Linked DNA regions of Mus musculus: region 1 is linked to region 2. Evidence: chromatin loops called from intact Hi-C (ENCODE). Cell type or tissue: heart. All regions are shown on one strand. Each heading gives the region's core, and the rest is flanking DNA. Links, peaks and the distances in the headings are about the cores only. Region 1 overlaps Ano2 (anoctamin 2). Region 2 has its middle 7.1 kb from the start of Ntf3.

Region 1 (11,596 bases), core at 2,749-6,748, 430 kb after region 2:
TACATCTTTCGGAGGTGGTCAGCCCACAATGGTATCTCAGACACCAGGAAAACAAGGAATGTAGTACCCAGGCAAAGGTGCCAGCCTGCTGCAGTCTGTACAGTATGCAGCGGAAGGAAGCCACGGTCAGAAGGGTCTCCTCTCCGGCACATGCCCCACTGCAGCATGCTGGGCCTTCAGATGGCTCCAGATCATGTGATTAAAGAATAAAGCACACAAAATCGAAAGAAAAACCAACAGACGGATCCACAAACCCATTCTTCCACTGCGCAGTGAGGAGGGAAGAACCCAGACCCAGGCAGGCTTGCTACTAAGAGTGCCCAGGGGGCCCTAAGGCACACACGTTAGTTACTTCCCATTTGCCAGCCAGCAATCTGCTCCTGATTTGCTCCAGCCTGATCCTACCAGGAAGCACCACATTCTTGCACTACGATTTCATCTCCCTCTGGTCCAGCCTGCCCTGGCCTTGTGTCAGATTAATATTCCTATTCCATGGACGCCAGACAAAATTCCCTTCAGTGTGGTTGACCTCTCCAGTTGCCCCCAGCTGCCTGGAAGCTTACGGAGCCGGTGGCAGCCACCACCCCTTTCCCCACCCTAGAGTCCGGAAGTGTAAACACTCAGGGTGGCCTGACTCATACAGAAAGTTATTAGGGAAGGAGTGAGGTTTTACAAGGTGTCAGAGATTTCACTAGCTTACAGGACCAGAGCTGGTGTCCAGGATTTGCAGGAGAACAACTGGCTTTCCACCATAGACAAGACATGGCCCAGGTTATGTCTGATGCTCCCAGCTTCCTCACTGATGATCAAGGCTGGGCAAAGAGAAGTGTCTGTGAGAATTCAACCCAACAATGATAGTAGCCAATACTTAGTGAGCAGCTTACCGTATGGTAGACACAGCACTAGGAACATTTAATGCTTTATCTTTAATGCATTTAATTCCTCAGTGAACTCAACAAGGATGCACTACCCCCTCCCTCCCCACCCCCATCCCCACCCCCCCATCCCTACCTGCTTTACAGAAAACATCAAGAGAACATAACAAAGATTTGGTGACCTGCCCAGAGTGTCATTGGAACTCAGAGTCTAAGCCTGGAAACACTGAGCAGCACATGCCACCATGCTCTGAGTTTTACAGATGGCCTCTTAGCACTGTGCCATCTTTCTGGCCCACGATGGGGGCGACTTTGAGGAATGAACATGTCTAAAGATAAGACCATGAAGGTAGCATATTCATGCCTCTAACTGGACCGCATCACCTGAATACATCCCTACCTACTAGAGAAGTCGAAAATTTGTCTACCCAGGCTAGCCCTGGTCAAAGCCAAAGCCCACTTCTGCCTGCGCTAGGAGATGAAGTTATAAGAAAACTGTTCCAGGAAAATCTAAAGTGAGTCAAAAAGCGGCAAACATAGTCTTTGGTGCCCGCATTACTGAAAAAGAGGCCCTGGACAGTCTCTTTTGGGCCCTGCCCAACATGCGTGACTCTCCCTACCACGTTTAGAAGCACAGAAGAAAAGCAGACCGGAAAACACGTACATGCACGCTTCTGTGCAGAGCAGTGTTATCACAACCAAAGCATGGAGGCAATGCGAGTGTCCACAATGGGTGAGTAGATGAACAAAGTGTGCTGCACACATTTTTATGTGTGTGAGTTTATTCAGTCTCAGAAATGAAGGAAATCCTGCCACGGGCAACAACGGCAATCCACCTGGAGGGCATTATGCTAAGTAAGAGGACCGGCCATGGAAGGATAAACATTGGAAGAGCTGCTGACATGACAGTCATATTCACAGAAGCAAAGGCTACAGTCATGTGACCAGGGGTTGAGGAATGGGGCCACAGGAAGTGATGCTATGTATGAAGCTTCAATTCTATTGGCTGAGTTAGAGTTAGTGGTCCACTGTACATCACATACATTATGCCCATAGCTAAGGCAGCATCACACATTGGCATGTAAGAGCGGTGAGTTTAATGTTGAGTGACCTCACAAGAAGGCAAGACATTAAAGGCGGTGTCCAACGTGTCCACCACTGATATCCTTATGTACCCAGTCACCAAGTCACACACATTAAAGTTCTCCTTTTCTCTGCAGACCAATACACTCCAAATAAACTTGTTTCTTTAAAAGAAAATTTCAGCAGGAGAGAGAGCTGTTTGAGGACAGAAACAGAGCCAGCTAGTGGGGAAGGTGTGGGCTGTGGTAGAACAGGGGATGAAGAAGAGAAGGCTACAGTGACATACATGCATGACAACGCCATCACAAAACCCACCCATCACTTTTTGTGCACATTAGAAATAAATGGAATATAAGATAAATTTTGGACACATCATATAATACAGATGATCTTTGGAGACATAGGACATTGTGCTAGGTGAAATAAAAGGGTACTAAAGAAAGACCAAATCCTGATCAGTCCCACCTCTGCGAGGCCCCCAGAGTCGTGAAATGCGTGACGACAGCAAAGGAAGAGTGGCCGCCAGGGAAGGTCGGGGTAAGTACTGAATGGAGACAGGGTTTCAGAAGGAAGGGTGGTGTCCTACCGCTGTGGGCATGCACTTGTGGCCATCAGCTATACACTACAAATGGCTAAGACAGTAACTTAATGCTATGCATATTTAACCACAGGTCTCTCTTCTCATCTCACAATACTTAAATTTTTCGAGACAGGGTTTTGCTATGTCACCTGTGAGTGCTGTGGATACAGCCTGTGCCACCACACCTGGCTTAGCCATGGTTGCAAGATATGTTTATAATAAACCCTGTGTGTGTTGGGAACTTATGCCTGTACCTTTTTTTTAAAAAAGAAAAAAAAAAAAGAATAGTCAGAAGAGCAGAAATTGATAAAATCCACAGTTCATAGACTGGCCTGGAACTCCAGTAAATGGGATGACAGATTTGCTGTAACACAGATGAGTGAAAGTTAAATCTTCCAGCGATAAATTATTTAAACAAGTAACCCTGCCTGACCTGGCAGCACCCTCAGTAAAAATGTATGATTAGCGATCACTCACAAAGAAGCCTGAGACCAACCTGAGGAGCCAAGCTTTTTCAACAGAGAGCCTGTGCCCAGAGCTGCCCGCTTCCCTAACCCCAAGGCATGCCTAGCCAACAACAGAAACCATGCCCTCATGATTGCAATTTTATGAGGAAGCCAGAGAAGTCACATTCATAGAGAACAGACACCTGAACCTATAAATAATGTTCACATTGCGGTCCTCCGAACATGTGTCACAGGCAAAGCCAAGACGTCTGATGCAGAGTCGTGTGGTATGTGCTCAGACTGTCTGTCAGTCCCTCCTCTTTGGGTAGTCTCTCTCCCCTGTACCTCAACCTCCCTGCTTCTCAATTTCATAAACTGCTTCAACTCTGTGGGGAGCCGAATTTGAAATCTGCTCTCAGATCTCTGCAGCCGGTGATGTACATCTTTGACCATCCTGTGAATAAACTCATCATTTCAGTGCTTCATGGGAGAAAAGAAATTAACCTGGTTTAGTAACATAAACAATCACAGTCTAGAAAGAGATTTGCTCAAACGTGGTCATGGGATAGAGTGTCTAGAAGAGGAGTCAAGATGGCTAGACAAGACTGGAACTCAAACTGTAAGTCAACAATTAACCCAGAAACAACAGCCTGGTTTCCAGGTAGAGAGGATACAAAACCTTAGAAGTCAGTGTTTGGCTGAGAAATAAACACTTGTCTCAGAGCAAGTTATTAACCTCTCTCTCTCTCTCTCTCTCTCTCTTTCTCTCTCTCTCTCGTCTCATACATTACATCCTGTCAGTTCCCCTCAGTCCACTCCTTCCAGTGACCCCCACCCTCCCTTTCTTCTCCCGAGATTCACTCCCCTTTTGCTTCCCTTTAAAAAAAATAACTGCAGCCCTCCTGCGGTTATCTCCCCAACATGGCACAACAAGGTGCAATGAGACAAGGCCTTATCAAGGCTAGACAAGCGAAGCAACCTCGTAGAAAGAAAGGGGGTCTCAGGCACAGGCAAAAGCATCAGAGACAACACCCACTACCCCTGTTGGGAGTCCCACAAGACCACCAAGCTACAAAACCATAAAGTATATGCAGAGGACCCAGGTCAGACCCATGCAGGGTCCCTGTTTGTCACCTCAGTCTCTGTGAGTCCCTGCAAGCCCTGCATAGTTGATTTTGTGCGTCCTGTTCTGGTATCCTCAACTGTTCCGCCCTACAATGCCTCCTCCCCTCTTCTGTGGGGTTCCCCTGGCTCCGCCTAGTGTTTGGCTAGATGAGGCTTCTGTGACACCAATGTAATTCTTTGTACAGTTTGTTTTAATGAAGCATCCAACTGAGGCTCTTGACCTCCTCCTGGTGGTTGGGAGGACTCATGACAGCTATACAAATAGTATGGGCCCTTTAGGTTAAAAATTCTGAAAGCAAAGACATTCAGGCAATGTGTCTATGGACAAGCAAGGGCAGGTGTACAAGTGGAAAAAAAGGACTCATCAGGGATTCTGTAGCTTGTGACCCCTGGGTTTAAAATTCCACATTTTTTTTTCCTACCCAGATTCGCATCTTGGGGATAGCAATCACACCCAGAAGTGATAATTCCCTCAAGCTTTAAGTCCTTGACAGCATGGAAAGTTTCCCCTAGGGGCCTAGGGAAGGCAATGGCCTCCTGTGGCACAGAGCTCATTCCTCCACTGTGACTGTCGCTGAGAGATGCCGGTAGTCTAGGGCGTTCATCCGATCATGCTCTGCCTTCTGTATTTTCATCGTTGTCATGGTGAACAGAGTGACGGGGTTCCTCTTTTGCCCAACAGCTTTTGGTTATTCATCAAAATTAGTCCTAAGAAGACTTCCAAAGCACATGGCAGGTTGAGACTACCTCCATGTGATGCAGTAAATGAGAAGAGTCAGGATAACAGGAAGAGAAAGATCAGAATGTTCTAAAGAATGAAAGATCAGACGTGCATCAGAAACCACAAGGAGAGTGACTGCCCAGTCTTAAAGTAGAGAGAAAGACAATGGCAGCCCGGAAAAGAGAAAGCAACACCAGGCTCCGCCACTGCTCCCTGGTTGAGGAGGAAAGTCAATCCTATCCAAAAGGCAAGTCAGCAGGCCCTGGTGAAGAGAAACTGGAAATATCATCCAGGGGGAAAGCCAACAGACTCAAATCCAGCTAGAGGCGTTGGCGAGACAGGGACTCCACTGTGTGAGCAGTCAGCCACAGAGCGGAGGTCAGCATTGCTTCATTCCAAGTCTCAGAAGACTGACCAGACACTGTCTTGGAAGAGAACATACTGTTCAAAGCTAAGCTAACCTGCAAACCCAGTAACAACCACAACCCACAGAGTAACAACCACAACCCACGGCACCTGGGTCAATTTCCACAGTGCGGCAGCAGGAAATAGTGACGGGAGGCAGCTGTGAGGAGGGAGAGGCCAGAGGTGGACACACTAAGAGGCTGAGATAGAAGCTTTGCTTGGAGTCAAAGGTCTTTGCTTGGACCAGAGCCTAAGGGCAGGCAGGGAGTGGCCAAACCTCAGGAGCCACTTGTCTGCTGTGCGGTGCTCTGCTAGACAGACTGGGAATTCTGGAGTTCTGGCAGAGTCTTTAACATCTACAGCTGTGTCCTCCAGGCAGAGTGTTTACGGCTACGTGGATTTGAAAACAGACGCTGGTCCACCTGTGCACACCGAAGGTCTGTGTTCACTTTCCCGTTCACAAAACACTTGGGAAAGACCACTTGGCTAGAACATTCGACATCCTAGTATATACAAACTGGTAAGTCCAAGAGATGTGGAAGAACTTGCCCAGACCACAGAATACAAGGTCAGATGCAACCAGCAGAATCCTCGGGTACATAAAAGGGAGGAGTTTCCATGAGAACGCATCTCTGGTGGACACATCACCCTTGACCCATCCAGGTTAAGCACCAGCCTAACAGGTAGGCAGGCGTGTCAAGACAGTCCACTATCAGCCGACCCCGCCCAAACCAACGGCCCCCATGCTTAGAAGAGCCAGCCACAGGCAAGCCAATGCTTCATCCGTTCTGTGCTCCTTGGTTTCTTCTTTTCAGTAGACTTTCAGTAGCAGTTTGACTTCATTTTAATTTTTTTTATCAAACTTTTATTATTTTTATTCCTCCTTTTAAAGTCGTCTAATTTTATTTATGCATTTTGAACCACTGTTGTTTTACATCTCTTTCTTTGTTCTCTCCTTTTGTAATGTCATTCCCCATTTCCCTTTTCCTTTCTCATATTTGACTCGGCTTCGCATTTCCTTTTCCTGTCCCTTGCCTTCTTCTTTAGCTCATTCAATACTGTTAAAAAAAAATGAGACATTTTTTTCTCTTTGTAGCAGCTATCCCAGAACTCATTCTATAGATCAGACTGGCCTCAAACTCAGAGATCCCAATGCCTCTGCCTCCTGAGTGCTGGGGTTAACCCCAGCACCATGATATTTTAAGTTCTACCCTAAATATTTTTTAATCTTTATAGCATGCTCTCTGTGACTTCGCTGTCTTCTGTTCCATGGTCTTTGCTGGTGCACTGGTTAGCTCAGGTTGATTTCCCACACTTTTCCACATCCTTTTCAGGTTCAAGCTGTTGCTTTTACAGCAGTATAGTCTCTCTTCTTTTGAAACTAGTGAAGACTGACTCCCCAAGAATGTCTTGCTCAGGCAAATCAGCAGATCATGACACAGAAGTGGGAGGTGTGAGAAACCAAGGCAGTGCAGGGTCTCTATGGACACAACTCCTCATCTACTAAACCTAGATAGCGACATGGTTGGGATGCTATACAGAGAACTCAAAATTCATAAAAATGATAGATAACTTCAAGAGGAGACAAGAAGATGAACGAAGGGAAGAAATGAATTCAGAGTGTGGATGAGGGATACAGCCATGTCAAAAGGTGGTAATAGCACACAAGAGAAACATGGCAAGGAGATTAGTTTGTGGGGATGGGGGGGGTCAAAGCAGAAATTTTATAAGTGAAAAACAATCTCATTTTAAAACAACAGAAGTCATCATTAATAGATTTGATTAATAGATTAAATCAAATAAAGACTTGGAGATGAAAGATAAGGTGGAGGTCATAGCACACTCAAGATTAAAAATTAAAACATAAATAAATAACATAAATAAAAACAAATCAGACATAGGCTATGGCTCAGTTACTGAAGTGCTTGTCTAGCAGATATGAAATCCTGGGTTTAAGCCTCTGCAGAAAGCTGAGAATGATGACCTTATCTGGAACCCCAGCACTTAGGAAGACAAAGTAGGCAGAGCAGGGCCTGTTGGCCACTCTCAGCTATGAATTAAAGGTTGGCTGAGCTCTATAAGACTCTGCCTTAAAACTATTTTTAAATTGAAAATCATAATCACAAGTTCTAAGAACTAGGATTAAAAGAGCAATGGAATAAAAACTAAAATCACAGGAAATTGATTCAATAAAGTGATAGATTTAAATTAAAAAAAAAAAGCCCCAAGTTTGAAGGCTGGAGTGGATATCCAGACACAAGAGGCATTTAAGAACACCACTGGAGAAGAGCCTCGATTAAAACATCACACTCAAATACCAAGAGTAAAGATCCAGAGGTCAGGGAGAACCAGAGCAAAACAAAGCCTGAGGATGTAGCAGAATCACAGCTCCCATAAAAGTCTCAGCAGCCATGACTGTCTGCACAAGATCAAGTCAGTTAACATTCCAGCCCCGAGGGGGGGGGGGAGGCTCAGGAGCCTACACCTCTCTGAGGAGCTTCGGCAATGGATGGCTTCTGAAGTAGGGACAGTCCATTTTCTTTAAGAGTATGACTCCAAGTGGGTGGACTGCATTCCCAGAGGGAGGCCATATCCATAGTCAGCACATGCAAAGAAATAATAGAGGTCTAAGCCAAAAGGAATGACGAGGATGTTACAGGAGCAACGAAGACTGTGGAACAAAGAGCTGCTTCTTGGAAAAAGTGAACAAGGCTGACAGAGAAGATTCTAATTACCAAAGTGAGATATAAAAGAAGGGCATTATAAGAGATGTCCATTAAAGCCACAGGGTCACCAAGGACTTCTTTGAGAACCCACATTTCAAAAAGCTACAAAGTCTCGAGGAAAGTGAGAGAACAACAAATTAAACCTAAAGTATGCTGAAAGCTTAGTATAGTAATAAGTAAAGAGACTAATAGAATAATAAAGTTTTCCCAACCAAAGAAGTCTAGGACTAGGCAGTCTCAATGGTTAATATGACCAGATATTGTTTTTATGATGGGGGAAAATGTGTATATTTAGAATTAGCCATCTGGACTGAGTTTAGATGATGCCAATCTTGTTGGCAACATACAGAGTATCATAATCAGGAGCCAGGCGAACATACGCCTTCTTCTCTCCGTCAGGCCTTATCAGGGTAGTGACTTTGGCCACATCAATGTCATAGAGTTTCTTCGCAGCCTGTTTGATCTGATGTTTATTGGCCTTGACATCCACAGTGAACACAAGAGTGCTGTTGTCCTCTGTTTTCTTCATGGCTGACCCGGTGGTCAGTGGGATTGATGATAGCATAGTGGTCAAGCTTGTTTCTCCTGGCGCACTCTTTCTAGGATATTTTGGCTGTGGACGCCTTTCATCGCCGTCTCCTTAGCTTTCAAGGCCTTCGCTTTGGCTTCAGCTTTGGGAGGGGCAGGAGCTTCCTTCTTCGCTTTCTTGGAGAAAAGCTGACCAGATATCTTAAAAGCTAGTGCCAATGATCCTGAGACTATTACATAAAATGGAAAGGAGGGAATGGCTACAAATTCATTATATGAAGCCATTGTTTATTTGTTTCCAAAATCAGATAAAGATACAACCAAAAAACTAACTAAATAAAAACTACTCACAGATATCTTGAACAAACAGACACAAAAGCACAGCAGATTATTTGTAAAGTTAATTCAACCAATCATTTAAATGATCATGTAACCATGATATATGGACAATTTAATGATTACTTTCGTTCCAAGGATGAGAGGATGGTTCAACACATTCAAATCAATAGAAAAAAAAAATACTCAGTTCAGAAATCCTGATCATCTCAATAGATGCAGAAAGGGCCTTTGGCAAAGCTCAATATCCCTTCATTATAAAAGCCCTGAAGAAACTAGGAATAGAAGAAGTACAACCTCAATGTAATAAATGTTATATATGACAAATTTATATCCAACATTAAACTAACTGGGGGGAAGCAGAAGGTATTTCCTCTAAAATGAGTAAGTAGGTAGAAGTATCCATTTTATCCCTTTTCATTGACACTGTGCTTGAAGACTTAGCCACAGCAATAAGCACAGCAATAAGGGAAGAGAAAGAAATGAAAGATACAACTAGCAAAGTAGAAGTCACATTATCCCTACTTCATCTATAGCCATGACACTCTGAAGGCACCCAATGTTGTCATAGTATCCCTCTTTGCAGATGATATGATCCTGTACTTAAGGAATTCTAAAGATTACATCAGTATATTCTTAGATCTGATTAGCACTTTCAACCATGTAACAGAATACAATACAAATATCGAAAAATTCATAGCATTTCTATACACAAATAATTAGCTTGTTAAGAAAGAAATCAGAGGGAAATCCATTCACATTATCTTTTTAACACACACACACATACTTCCTAGAAATAAGCCTAACCAAGGAATTGGGGGCAGGAGACTTTTCCTATGAAGCTTTCAAAACACTGGGAAGATACTGAAGAAGACACCAGAGACACCAGATGACGGAAGCACCTTCACACCCATGGATTGGCAGAATCAACACTGAAAATGGTGGATCACAAAAAGCAATGTTCAGGCTCGGTGTAATCCCTATCAAAAATTGCAGTGAGGTTCTTCAGAGAGGTAGAAAAATAGAATTCTGAAATGTATATGTAAGCACAAAAGACTCTGAATAAGCAAAGCAATCAGAAGCCAGAAGAGCAACGCTGGATGAATCATGGTATTTGATTTCAAAATACACCACAGGGTCATAATAACAAACAGCATGGCACTGGCACAAAGCCAGACGAGAAGACCCACAAAGAAACCATACAGCTACAGCCACCTGGGACTTACAAAGAAGACAAAGTGCAGCTCAGAGAGGAGAAGCTCTTCAACAAATGATGGCTGGGGAAACCGGGTGGATGTGGGCTCCATCTCTCCCTCTGTGCAAAAATCAATTTGAGTTTATCAAACGCTTCAAACCTAAGAAATTGAGCCTGCCAGGCAAAATCCTTCAACACAAAGGGACGGGTGTTTTTTCAGAAAGGACTCCAGGAGCTCCGAAAATAATAGCTACAAGTGACAATCAGGACTGCATGAAATGTCAAAGCTCTTGCACATCAAAGGAAGCATTTGGCAGTGGGAAGAGGCAGCCTACAGGATGGGAGCAAAGCTTTGCCAACTACGTATCTGACAAGGGGTTAATATCTAGAATCTGTAAGAACTCAGCAAGTTAAACACCGAAAGGAAATCAGCCAGCCAGTAAAGCGGGGTAAGAAGCGGAGTAAGCAAATGAATTGAACAGACAGCTCTCAGAGGAAGAAATGTGTGAGTAATGAATAAACACACACACAAAGTTCAACACCCTTATCCACAGGGGGAAAAGCAAATGAAGCTGTTCTAAGGTTCCAACTCACCCCTGTCAGAATGGCTGTCATCAAGAAAATGAGTGATGAGGCAAAGGGAGCCCTTACCTACTGGGAAGAATGCAAACGTGTGTAGCCAGTAGAGAATTCACTAAGGACCTTCCTCAAAAGCCCAACAGTTGGACAACCATATGACCTATACCACTTCTGATTCTGCAGCCATGTAAACCCACGCCTGCACCCCATGGAGGTACTTCTACCTGATGTCCACGGCTGTATTCACAAATAGCCAAGATGGGAAACTCACCAACAGGTGAGTGGGGGGAGACAACATGGCATACGGACACAACAATGCTTTTTCTTTGATTCAGCCGTAAAGAGAAATGTGATTATGTCATCCACAGAGAAATGGATGGAAGTAAAGAGAAGGGGTTAAATCAAGCTGGAACCGGGACAGGTGCAGTGTGTCTTCTCTCAGATGTGGAATCTAGATAGAAAAACATATATATATATATATATATATATATATATATATATATATATATATATATATATGAAGAAAATAGAGATGAAACTCTTGTGGCCTGGAGAACGGTGTCTGCAGGGAAAGCGGGGTAAGAAAGAGCGGACAGTTGCTGAAAGAGAAGGACAAACGTGCATGCTTTCTCTCATTCCCCAGCTCTAGATTTAAATGTCTGTGTGCCGTAAAAACATAAGGGTATTAAGTGCAGTGGAGGAAGCCATCAGCGGGAGGTGTGGGGCTAGAGGAGTGTACAATGGGGTGAATGTGAGAAAAATACAATGACTGATGTCAAGGTCCCAAAGAAACCTGGACCAAGTCTCACTCAGCACCTGTGGCTCCTACCAGCACTCCTTGCCCGGCCCCCTACCTAAGCCTCCCCGGTCCCAGGGCTGTGCCTCCCTTCCCCAGCCTCGGCTCCCTGCATAACGCAGCCACTTTGGTGTAGCTTGAATATTTTCAACCCTTATTTTCAGTGCTGGTTCTTAAACACTGTAACCTCCCTTGTAACCC
Region 2 (11,596 bases), core at 3,120-7,119:
CTACATTCTCCTTCCTTATTTCTAGTCTTGCTTGCCTATTGTGTCTGGTGTCTGTATAGGGCTATAGGGCCATCATCTTTCTTTGGATTGATGTCTTGATACTCTACAGTTTTTTATGCAGTTGCTGTATAGCACACTTTTGGTCAGTTATCTAGGTTCATTTATTTCATTGTATTCATATACATATTAACAAATGCATCAATAACTAATGAATGTGTTTGGATTGCCTCATCTGTCGTAGGCTCCCCTTCCTCTCTTTTATGGATTTCTTTGAACTTAATCCCCTGGGTTAGCGTATTAAACATTCCTCCTATTCGTGAACCTGTGGTTGTCATAGAGATAGCATTTAAACTCAATTTTTTAGGGCCCCTAATGGAGGAGCTAGAGAAGGTACCCAAGGAGCTAAAGAGGTCTGCAACCCTATAGGTAGAACAACAATATGAACTAACCACTACCCCCTGGAGCTCGTATCTCTAGCTGCATATGTAGCAGATGATGGCCTAGTCAGCCATCATTGGAAAGAGAGGCACCTTGGTCTTGCAAACTTTATATGCCTCAATACAGGTGAACGCCAGGGCCAAGAAGTGGGAATGGGTGGGTAGGGGAGGGGAGGGGGGGCTTTTGGGATAGCATTGGAAATGTAAATGAAGAAAATACCTAATAAATAAATAAATAAATAAATAAATAATTGGAACTGGGCGTGGTGGGTCACACCTTTAATCCCAGCACTTGGGAGGCAGAGGCAGGCAGATTTCTGAGTTCGAGGCCAGCCTGGTCTACAAAGTGAGTTCCAGAACAGCCAGGGCTATACAGAGAAACCCTGTCTCGAAAAAAAGAAAAAATAATAATTAATTGATCTTATTCTCTTTATACGAAGTAATTTTGGAAGCTAGGGTGTAGCTCAGTGGTAGAACTCTTACCTACCAAGGCCCTGGTTTCCATATCCAACAGTTGGCGAATAAATAACTTTGAAGAAACATTTTTTATAAATTACCCACAAAGCCCCAAAATAGGTTTATTAGAAACCTATTTATTATTTGAATATGATTATTTTCTCTTATTTAAAAGCAAATAAATATAATGCCAGATTTATATCACTTAGAAAAATGAATCCTTGATGGTTAAAGGTTTTATAGGTTTAGTTTGTAGATGTCTTGGATTGGATAATCATATCTTATGCTTATGTTGCTTGAAAATTATATATTTATTAAAATATTAATTTTAGAAAATGTTTATTTTATCTTATTTTGTTTGTATAAGGGTTTTGTCTTCAGTGTTTATGTGTACAGAGGCCACAAGAGTTCTCAGACATCCTCTGAAGCTTCAGTTCCGGTGGGCTTCCACATGGTGGGTGCTGTGAACCAGTCCTGGGAGCTCTGCAAGAGCAGCAAGTATCCCTAACCACTAAGCTTCTCTTCAGTGCCCTAAACTCCAATGTTTAGAGTCCAACGTGTCCAAGCATTTTATCCCTTCCCACAGAATGCATGAATGTCTCAGTCCTTCGCCCACTCACAGCTCGCTTGTCTTTTGTCTGCTTACAGCGATTTAAGTCTACAAGGCACAGCTCCATTGCTAATACACAGCCACATTCCCCTCATACTTAAGTCTTACATTGCTGTGTCACTTCGCTCCCGTCTCCATCTTTTCCATGAAATCATTTCCACCATGCCAGAGCAACTGCCATTAACATTCCATGACTGCACATTCTTCAACAAGGTACTCCTCAGATTTCAATAGTCCAAGGGAAACTTTATTTCAGCCATTTTGAAGAATATTTTTGTTCCTAGATAAAAGATTTGAGATTGCCATCTATTTTCTACTCTTATTTATGTGCCTTTGTTGCCTCGCCACCCCATCTTCTGACTGCAACAGAATAAAAGGTATGCTTTTATGACTTTTCTTTGATGACTTTTTCTTTCTATTTTTGTTTTCAATGGATTTGCTACAATTTGCCAGGGGGAAAGGTGCTTTTCTTTTTATTTATACACACTCAGTTTTGCTTAATTTCTTGGGTATGTCAATCGGTGTCTTCCATTCGCTTTCTAACACTGTGATGTGATCTCTTCTGATTCATATCTCCTTACCTGTAGGACGCCACTTATATGTGTGTTATGACTTTTTTCTTTAGGTCCTTGATGATTTAGACCCATTTCTTAATAATTCACAACTGAAGGATATAGAGTGCATAGATAGAATTGTACAAATCATTTAAAGCACACTGTTCTTTTTTTAAAACAATAAAAAAATTTCCTTTGTCTTTATGATGCAATCAGACTGAAGAAAATTCATCTTTGGATTGAGATGTTTAATACCTGAATTTCTCTCCTTTTAAAGGTGTTTCTGCTTTGTTTCCTTCCTGGCACTAAGCGGGCTTGCAATAGTCACTACTAAGAGGCACTGTTCCTTGGTGAATCTTAACTCCAATGTCCATCTCTGGAGCCTGCAAAGACTGTTGAAGCTCATATCAGTCATGTCTTCCCAGCCACCACTTACAAACCTGCCTGTGCCTCAGGGGGAAGTGCATCAAGGCTGAGCCTCTTTCTTCCTGCACTGTCCCCTTCCAGAGATCCTGTCCCTCACACCCACAATGCTCTGGCTGCTGTCCAGTTATTTCAAAATGCGCTCATTTTCATTCTGTTCTTCATTATGGGAATTTCAGATGTAAGGGAGAGGTAATATTATACTGAATGGTTATATCCGCAGACTAGATCCCACCATCTGAATTTACAATACTTGGCTTCTTTCGTGTCTCTCTATCTACTTATCCCTCTGTTCACCAATCCATCTTCATTCTTTGATGAATTTCAGAATAAATAAAGGACATCAGGACTTCTTTCTTAAAATACTTCTGCTTGCATTTAATTAAGTTGAATTCGATATTGTTTAATGGATATTTATCATTAGATACGTGTACATAAAATAAATGGCATATACCTTAGATGAACATTGAATGTTTTGACAAATGTGTACCCTGTAATCTAAGCTATTATTATTCCAGGAAATTCCTTAGTATCTCTTTCCAGTCAATTCTCACTCCTCCCACTGCAGAGGTAAGTGTATAGCAGATTCTTCCTGCTGGCTGCTCTAGAACTTTCTAAGAGCTGAATCAGAGGGCTGGAGAGATGGTTCAGAGGTTACGAGCATATCCTGTTTTCACAAGACTCAAGTTCAATTCCCAGTACTCACACCAGGCACCTCACATCCCCCTGTAAACTCTAGAGTTAGAAGATCTCACACCCTCTTCTGGTCTCCATGGATACCCGCACTTTCACACACATACACCCACACACAGGCGTACATACATGCACATCATTTTTTAAAACCTAGTTTTTAAAAAGTGTCGAATCAGATAAAATATTTTCTCCAAAGCATCTTTGACTGAGCATAACATCTTTGAAATCCACTCTTGCTATTCTGTGTATTTATAGTTTTCCCTCATTATTGCTGAGAATGGTTTCTCTACCTCAACAGCTTGCTGGCATTTCCTCCTCTTATGGATTTATAGCTTAATTTTATATTCTTTCTTTGACTTGATTGGGACATGATCTGTGCCCAGCACACAGCTTGTTGTGATAAACAGACCACACATCCTTGAACAGAATGCATATCTTGAACAAATCAGTGTGGTGTTCCACAGATGGCAATGGGGTCAGAGTTGCATAGAGGACCATCTTTCTCTTTACTGACATTTTTAAAATGTTCTCATTTCCTAAAGAGGACTGTTGATATCTCAGGTATGACTGAGAATTTTCCTTTTCTTCATCATCTGTAACTTGTTCCCACTTCATGACCCAACTATGGCTTGCTCTTAAACTAGAAACCTAAAACCCTTAACCACAAAACAAAGATGAAAGATAATTTCACCCTGTACCCAGCTTCTTTTGTACAGTCCAGTTACCGTCACCCTCAAGTCCTGGGACATAGTTTTTAAATGTTGGAAATTTGGTCTTCCAGAGTTTCCTCAGCCAAGCCATAAATGGAGCCTTCAAATGACTTTTAAAGTATTTTCCCAGCTTTTAAAGATATTCTTGAAGGAAAGCTCTACATATTACAAATTAGCCTACGTAGCCAGAAGTCAAGTTTCCCAATAAAAGTACTTTAGGGAAGTTTTATATCTCTAGAAATAGATTTGATGGATTAATACAATGTAAATATCACTATTAAATTTAAAAGTGTTTATCCAGGCACAGCCCAAAATAATTTTACATTATATCAGTGACAGACTTGGAGAAGGTACCCACATGTATTCAAGGCACCAGATCTCTAGCATGTGATTCTCACACTAAGAAGGGATCTTGACTGATCAGCTACCCAACCAACCTTGAACCCCTTACACAGTCTTACTTCAAGGCAGTTTTATGCCCAAGATCACCTCAGAGTCACAGAGAACAACTCAATAGCTATGGAGGCAGTGAGTGGTTCTGTTTAGGGGAATTCTGTGTTTCTGAGACATCACCTTGGACTTCACTTGATGTCAGCTCCCTAAAGCTCCCAGCTATCCACACTAGCCCTCTCCTGGAGATCTTGTAGATCTGCCAGCTTTTGTTAGCAATTGAAATTAAATTTCTTACCAAATATTGCTTTATTAAATTGAACCATTTGGTCACTTTTTAATGTACAGAGAAGAAGAGGAGGAAGCAAAAGAGGAAATGGTGAACAGTTTTTAGATGGGAGCCTTGTAAGGTCATCTATAACAACCATCAACAATTAGACAGAGATTATCTAAGGGGAGAGAGTCCCACTTTTCCAGTTGTCATTACCCATGGCCAACAAGAATCTGAACATCTTAGATGGAAAATTCCAGAAATATAAAGCTCGTGAATTTAAAATGGCTTTCACAACAGTACGCTGCTGTAATTGTTCTGTTTTGTTATTGGTTGTTAGTCTTACTGTATTGTATTTACATGTTAAATCTTGTCTTAGTCATATGCATAGAAAACAACACACACACTTTGAGGCTTCAGGCATCCATTAAAATCTCTAAGAATGAGGAAAGATCACTGTAAAGTGCTATCTTCAGAAAGAGCCAACCTCATGTCACCATCACTAAGACAAAACTATTGCTTTAACCTCCTTTCGATTAAAACCCTTCCAGTTCTCACTTTAACTTTGCCTTCTACATGCTTTCTTTCAAGTTTGGCCAGTCATCAAAAGGGAAAAATGTAAAGGAAATGAAATATTAAAATAGATTGAAATAAGTAAAGAGAGGCAAAAAGAAATGATAGGAAATCGAGAGTGGTGGACAGAAGGTACCCTGGAGGAAATAATCACATGTCTCTTGGGGTTGAACAGGCAGAAAAACGAGCATGCTGGGAATCAGGAGTGTGGGTACCACACACTCACTGATGAGTCTGATTTTCTGTGTGTTCTCAGGCAAGTCCCTTCACTTCCCTGTATCACAATGACTCCTTCTGTGAAGTGAAGGACTTGACTAGGAAACTCTCAGACACCTTCCAGCTCCAAAAGAATGCAAGCCATTCATGTGCTGGTTCCACATGGCAGCCAGTCTCTGTTTTCCAACTTGAGATAAGGGGTGTGGACCAGTGTGTCATCTTGTGATCCCTTGCCAGGTCTGATTCCATTGTCATTAACCACAGACTCCCTGCTAACTCTGGGCAAAACTCACTGCTTTTGATTTATTAACAGCTATGTGTAGAAGGCTGTACATTTCCAATCTGCTGCTCGCCTCTCTGGTTTGCTTTCTTTTAAAGGTGTCTCTGGGTTCAGATGGGTGGTTGAACATGGGTGAAGAGACGACTATTGTAATTTGAAAAGTAATTCTCTCCATGTCAAAGGCTGTGATTTCTAGGTTTTGGGACTTGTTTTTGCAAGCTACCTATGGGAGACCTCTTAAGGCGTGGGGAGAACCAAGAGGAGCCTCTCATCCGTTATTGGAGGCAGAGAAGAGGATTCGATAAAGAGACAGCATGCAAATCGTGTGCTTTGTGGTTATTATCTGAAAGCAGCTCCAGATTTTGAAGCTTGCCCACAGGCAGGCTTCAAAGGTGACATCCAAGTCTGTTTCTGTGCTAAATGGACAGACATTTGTATGAGTGACCAGTTGCTACTGGGTGGAATTCAAATAAAACACACGTAGGTAGCTAACCATCCACTATCTACAGGTTCAGGTTCAGATCCCATAATTTCTGGGTAGGCATTCACCTATGAGTTATTACAATCTCGGGGCTCGACCACTTTCTCCCTCCATGTCTTGATTCTGCAAATGCAAGGAGTTTTGATTTAAACGTCTTTTCAACCATTGGAGCAAAGCCAATGGTCTAACCCCTTAGATAAATTTCTTAGAACCCTGGCACCAAAGGCTTTGTCTAGCAGGTCTGTGATAGCTCTCTTACCTAAGCTGTCATGAACAGTTGCCTTCACAGAGAAATCTCCTTGGAGGATGGATCAATAGAGGAATCACTCTCCTATATGACAAGTCACTGTCCTGTAGTAAGACATGCTCACCTATGTGGCTCATAGTTAGACCGGATGAAATCCTGCTCACAGCCTCTATTGCCTATCTTCTCCCAAACCCCCAGGCAACCTTGATCCCTGGCAAGCTGCTTCTGTGGGTTCTGTAATGCATTTCTGGCCTACAAGGGTACTTGCTCACAGGTGGCACACACAGAGAAACACGCATATACCCACAAATAAAAGCAAATCTAAAAAGAAGTTTTTAAAAGCAACTCTACGTGGGACAGTCTAGTAATTACTTTTCTTGTTGCTGTGCCAAAACACCTAACGAAAGCAGCTTAAGAAAGGAAGGGTTTGTTTTGGCTTCTGATATGAAGGACCAGTCCCTCCTGGCAGGGCGTTCCTGTTTGCATGGGTGTAAGGTACTGTTTACATTGTGTGTGTGTGTGTGTGTGTGTGTGTGTGTGTGTGTGTGTGCAATCAAGAAGCCCAGGTTAATGCATGCTGGTGTCCACTCACTATTGGCAGGCCCCTATTGTTTTTAGTCTGGGACCTCAGCCCACAGAATGGTGCTTCCTACAGCCAAGGCATATCTTTGCCCCACCCGCACCCCCACCCCCACCCCCAGTTAAACCTCCTGGAACCACCCTCATAGACACACCCCTGGGGCTGTTTCCGAAGTGATCCTAAACTCTCAAGTGAACAATGAAGAGTCACTGTCACAGACCCCATAAAAGCTTGGATAGGATGTATCAAACACCCTAATGAGTCCCCACTGTAGACATAATCACCAAAGGCCTGGGGATCCTTATCTCTCACAAATGACTATGATCAAAAAGGCCATCGCTTCTGGTATGAGGGAAGCGTTTCTGTGATGGGTCGCACCGAAGTTCTTGGTTTCTGGGCCCATGGTGATGACCTCACTTCTCCCTTTCATCTTGTCATTTGGTGACATCTCAATACACGAGTGGAAAGACAGGCTCGGGTTAGCTGGCTCATCAAGGGTACAGCCCAGCAGTTGAATTGAAGGGTCAAGGTTTCTCAGTCTATAACTGAATCTGCAAGGAGAAACACTGGCATATATAATAGGAGGATCATCTATGGGGTATTTTATTGCCCAAAGATAGAATTGATGGCAATGCCATATCTACGTCAAACGCACACAGTAAAACTTTATGGTTTCTCCCCGTGAAATATTCTGTTTATGTCACATGGGCCTAATCTAATGCTTTTTTTTTTTTACGTTTTTCTTCCCCTCCCCCATCCTTTTCCCTGCCCTCTTTGTCTCCTGAGACCTATTCCCTTTGGAAATGCATTAGTTACCTAGGAAACCTTAATGTCATTTTTTTTTTTATGAGTGGAGTTTGGTACAGCATAAAGCTAATTTATAGGGTGGTTAGGAATTCGTGTCGTGACTGGCAAAGCAGGAGAGTTTATTGTGACTCCGAGATCCACCTGTGTGGCAGGCATACACACCTTCACTCTATCATTAGGGATAATTTTTTTGAAGCCTAATTATAAATATGCGTTCTATTTCACAAAATGAGTTGATTCATTGTTGTTCCATGCAATACATTATATTTCTCAGCATAAGCCCAAGAACATAATTAAGGATAACAATAGGGCAGTAATCCACTAGGCAATCTGTTAACCGTGGAGGAAGTGCTGGAATTTCCTCTTGAATGGGAAGTGATTCTGCCTCAGAGGTGGGGAATGAATAGAATGAGATTTTTAAACTCTTTGTCTCTCTCTCTCATGAAGTCCACATTAGGAAGTTAAATAAACTGTATGTATGTCCACTGCCTCATTCTGCTCACTTCTTACTGTCTGGGAAGACAAATACATATGTGAAGACACGTGCATGCACACAGGCACACAGTTATATTAGTAAAATATACATGGAACCCAACTAATAAATGCTTTTCTCTCTTTCTTTCTTTCTTTCTTTCTTTCTTTCTTTCTTTCTTTCTTTTCTTTTCTTTTTCTTTTTTCTTTTTTTTTTTTTTAGTTTTTCGAGACAGAGTTTCTTTGTGTAGCCCTGGCTGTCCTGGAACTCACTTTGTAGACCAGGCTGGCCTCTAACTCAGAAATCCACCTGCCTCTGCCTCCTGAGTGCTGGGATTAAAGGCGTGCGCCACCACGCCCGGCTAATGCTTTTCTTTCTAAAGATCAGAATCCCTCACCAGTAGACTGACCAAGATGTCCTTGTAAGGCCTGGGGCTTGCACTGTGACAGGTGTTATGCTGTAAGTTTCAAATTACTGGATTTACTTAGTCCTCCTAATGTACCTGGGAGACTCCTACTACTTTACCAACTCTCGATGGATTTTGATCAGCTAGGAAACCTGTCCGAAAACAATGTTGAGAAGGTTGAGAGCAATGTGAAACATTTGTCACTCTACAAAACCAACCCTTCCAAAAAAGATGTTAGACTGTGACTAACTTATTTATTTTTATGTGCATTGGTGTTTTGCCTGCATGTATGTCTGTATGAAGGCATCAGATCATCTAGAACTAGAGTTACAGACAGTTGTGAGCTGCCATGCGGGTGCTGGGAATTAAACCCACATCCTCTGAAACAGCAGCCGGTGCTCTTAACCAATGAGCCATCTCTCCAGCAGAATACCGCTTCTAATATCTCTACTAGATCTAAGCTGGTCCTTGGAGCCAACATGTGCTTTCCTAAGATGGCAGACATTTTAGAGAAAGCTAAGCTTACTGAATAAACATAGACACATCACCCAGCTACCAGGGACAAATAATCTCATGGGGGGGGGGGGGGATAATCCTCCCAAATAATGTCTCATATATGCTCCAGGGCATTTGGGGACCACTGCTAACTGGCAGGCTAGCCCGTGTGCTTAACACATTTGGCATGGGGAGCCAAAATGATACAGTGCATGGAACGCCCCGACCCTAAGTTCCTATTTCTAATACAGACACCTTTTGCCTTCACTTTGTTTTGGAAATGTAGACTTTCTGCCTTCCTCATCTGGAACAGCTGTCTCAGTGACTCGGGGATGGTGAATGAGAGCAAAAGTAAGCACAAGTGTTGTGGCTATTCAGCCTTAGGACCCTCCAGCAACAGAGGCAACTCAGAGATACTTTAGGATCCGCCAAGGCACGCTACTTATACAAAGGCAAGTAAAAGAAACAACACGAGGTCTAGCTAGCTCTGTGAGCCAAGGCTAACTGCATAATGAAGGGTACCTTTGTCACCTACAGGTCAAACGGGACCACTTTTCTCATTTCCTGGGTCAATATTCACCATACACACACTATTGCTGCATGAGAAACCCTTTCCACTCCAGGTAAGCGGATGGCAGTCCACTGAACTGCAATAGAAGTAAATGCAGTTTTCCAAGCTTTTCCACCTTCTCCTTTTTTTCTGTTTAGAGTTTCAACCACACTGTGGCGCTATTACAAAAGATAAGGGTAGGCCCAAGGCAAGCTCTAGGAATTTGCCTTAGGAGAGAGGGTTTTCAAAACCCTGCTTTCAGGAACCAGGGTCTTCAGATACAATAAGGAGAAAAATCAAGTCCATTGACCCAAAGGGACTGCCAACAGATTGGTGGCCAAAGCCAGAGCATCTGTTTAGAGAGTCCACGACTCAGTTAACAGAAGACATTGTTTTCCATGGAGTGTACACATTCTATTGCTTCCTGCCCTATATGCTAGTAACTCTAGCTACATATATGACTCTTAGCGTGAGTCTTTCTACAAAAACTATAACTCTCCAGTTAGAAACTTGGGTTTGTCTAGAAGTTGCTATAATTCTGACAGTCTTTTATCTGCCTATAAACAAGTGTGCCTTTTTGCCTCTTTTTTTCTGCCCTGCATCTTTCTTTGACTTCTGAACTCCTAGAAATTCAAAATGCCTTTAGAGTATCCTGAAGGCAAAGAGGACCTTTAGCCCTTCGCTGGAAAGAATGAGGAAGGAGAAGAAGAAAATCCTTAGTCAGGTCTTACATAAAGAAAAGGATAAGCGGTCTCCACGGGTTGAGGTGGGGGTCGGGGTGGGGGCAGGTGGATCACAGTTCTTCTACAAAAGTGCAGCCTTTGCTCTCAGCTGTTGCCTAAGTCTCTCCCTGTTCCCCTCTCCTTTCCCCATTCTCCGCCCTCCCCCCAAGACACCGCACATATTTGGCAAGATTAAGGTGTCACCTCTCATATTACAAGGCCTGTTGATTGCAGGCAGAGACAGACCCTCCTGCACCCTTGAGTTGGAAACAATGCACTCTTCCTGACGTCGCCCAGGTCTGGCAAAGGGAGGCGGCCAGCTAGTGCACCGCATCTGCAGAACAAATCGAAGTCTCGAACTCTGCTGCCTTTTCTTCTGACTGTTCATATTTAAGCTTGCCCCTCGTAGACCCCTCCTCCCTCCAGACCGCCAGTGACCGGGGAGCAGCCGGCGGCGGTGCAGCCCACACGTGTATTTAACCCGTTCCTTCCTTCCCAGAGAATCAAGCACCTCTTTGGTTGCAGTCTGTAGAGCCCCGGGACCAGGAGCTTGAGAAATGAGCCCCTAGAACTCCACTGGCAGAGAGACTGGCGGGAAGGGAGGGGGAAAGCAGGGGTGGGGGGAGGCAAGTGCGGGAAGTGGGGGAGGGCAGGGGCGGGCCAGAAGACCGCGAGAAAACCAGAACCTCACAGAGCACGCCCAAGCCAAACCTCCAAAGTGCTGTGTGGCAGGGTGAAGGGGAAAACTCTGCAGCCTGATCGGATCCGGAGGAAGAAGAAGATATTTTGGCAGGAGGGAAGTCCTTCAAAGGGATCGTTGGAGGTGACGTCCTTGGTGGGCCTCTGTGGGTGCTGCAGGCCATTTTCGATGTGGCAGCCCCCGTCAGCCAGGATAATGATGAGGCAGGTACAATCTATCTAGTATGCAGCCCCCGACTCTCCATCCTCTCTGGCCTCCTTTCGCCCCGCAGCTTCTCTCAGCCTTAACCGGTGGGTGCAATTCTGGCACTCCTGGGTGTGGACCAAACCTATGCATCTCCAAGGAATTTCCAGGTTTTGAACCTGGAACCTTGCTAAAGTACATTGCGAGTTGCTTATCAGACTTTATTAGGAGGCAAGGAAGAGGTGGACTATCAAATCGCCTCTCCTGCTGTGTGTGAGTCAAATGTCCTGACAGGAGGCAACTTGGAGAGTGGCAGAGGTGGGGGCGGGGGGAGGGGGCA

What was found. Peaks named below come from ENCODE experiments on the same cell type or tissue, not always from the same donor. Only the 100,000 strongest peaks of a DNase experiment are listed, where the experiment ranks them.
Region 1: a loop joins it to region 2, with 4 times the contacts of the local background. A loop is called at or near these places in 3 of 42 quality-filtered maps.

The regions. Positions count from the first base shown.
Region 1 is chr6:125,736,477-125,748,072 of GRCm38, reverse strand. All of the region lies in intron 3 of Ano2 (anoctamin 2), which reads right to left. Among named protein-coding and RNA genes, the nearest start is that of Gm38898, 49 kb to the left of the region's middle. In heart, for the core only: a CTCF peak has its summit at 4,339 (motif pointing left); no DNase peak of the experiment used is centred there.
Region 2 is chr6:126,166,220-126,177,815 of GRCm38, reverse strand. It overlaps a transcript of Ntf3 not described here. Among named protein-coding and RNA genes, the nearest start is that of Ntf3, 7.1 kb to the right of the region's middle. In heart, for the core only: no CTCF peak of the experiment used is centred there; no DNase peak of the experiment used is centred there.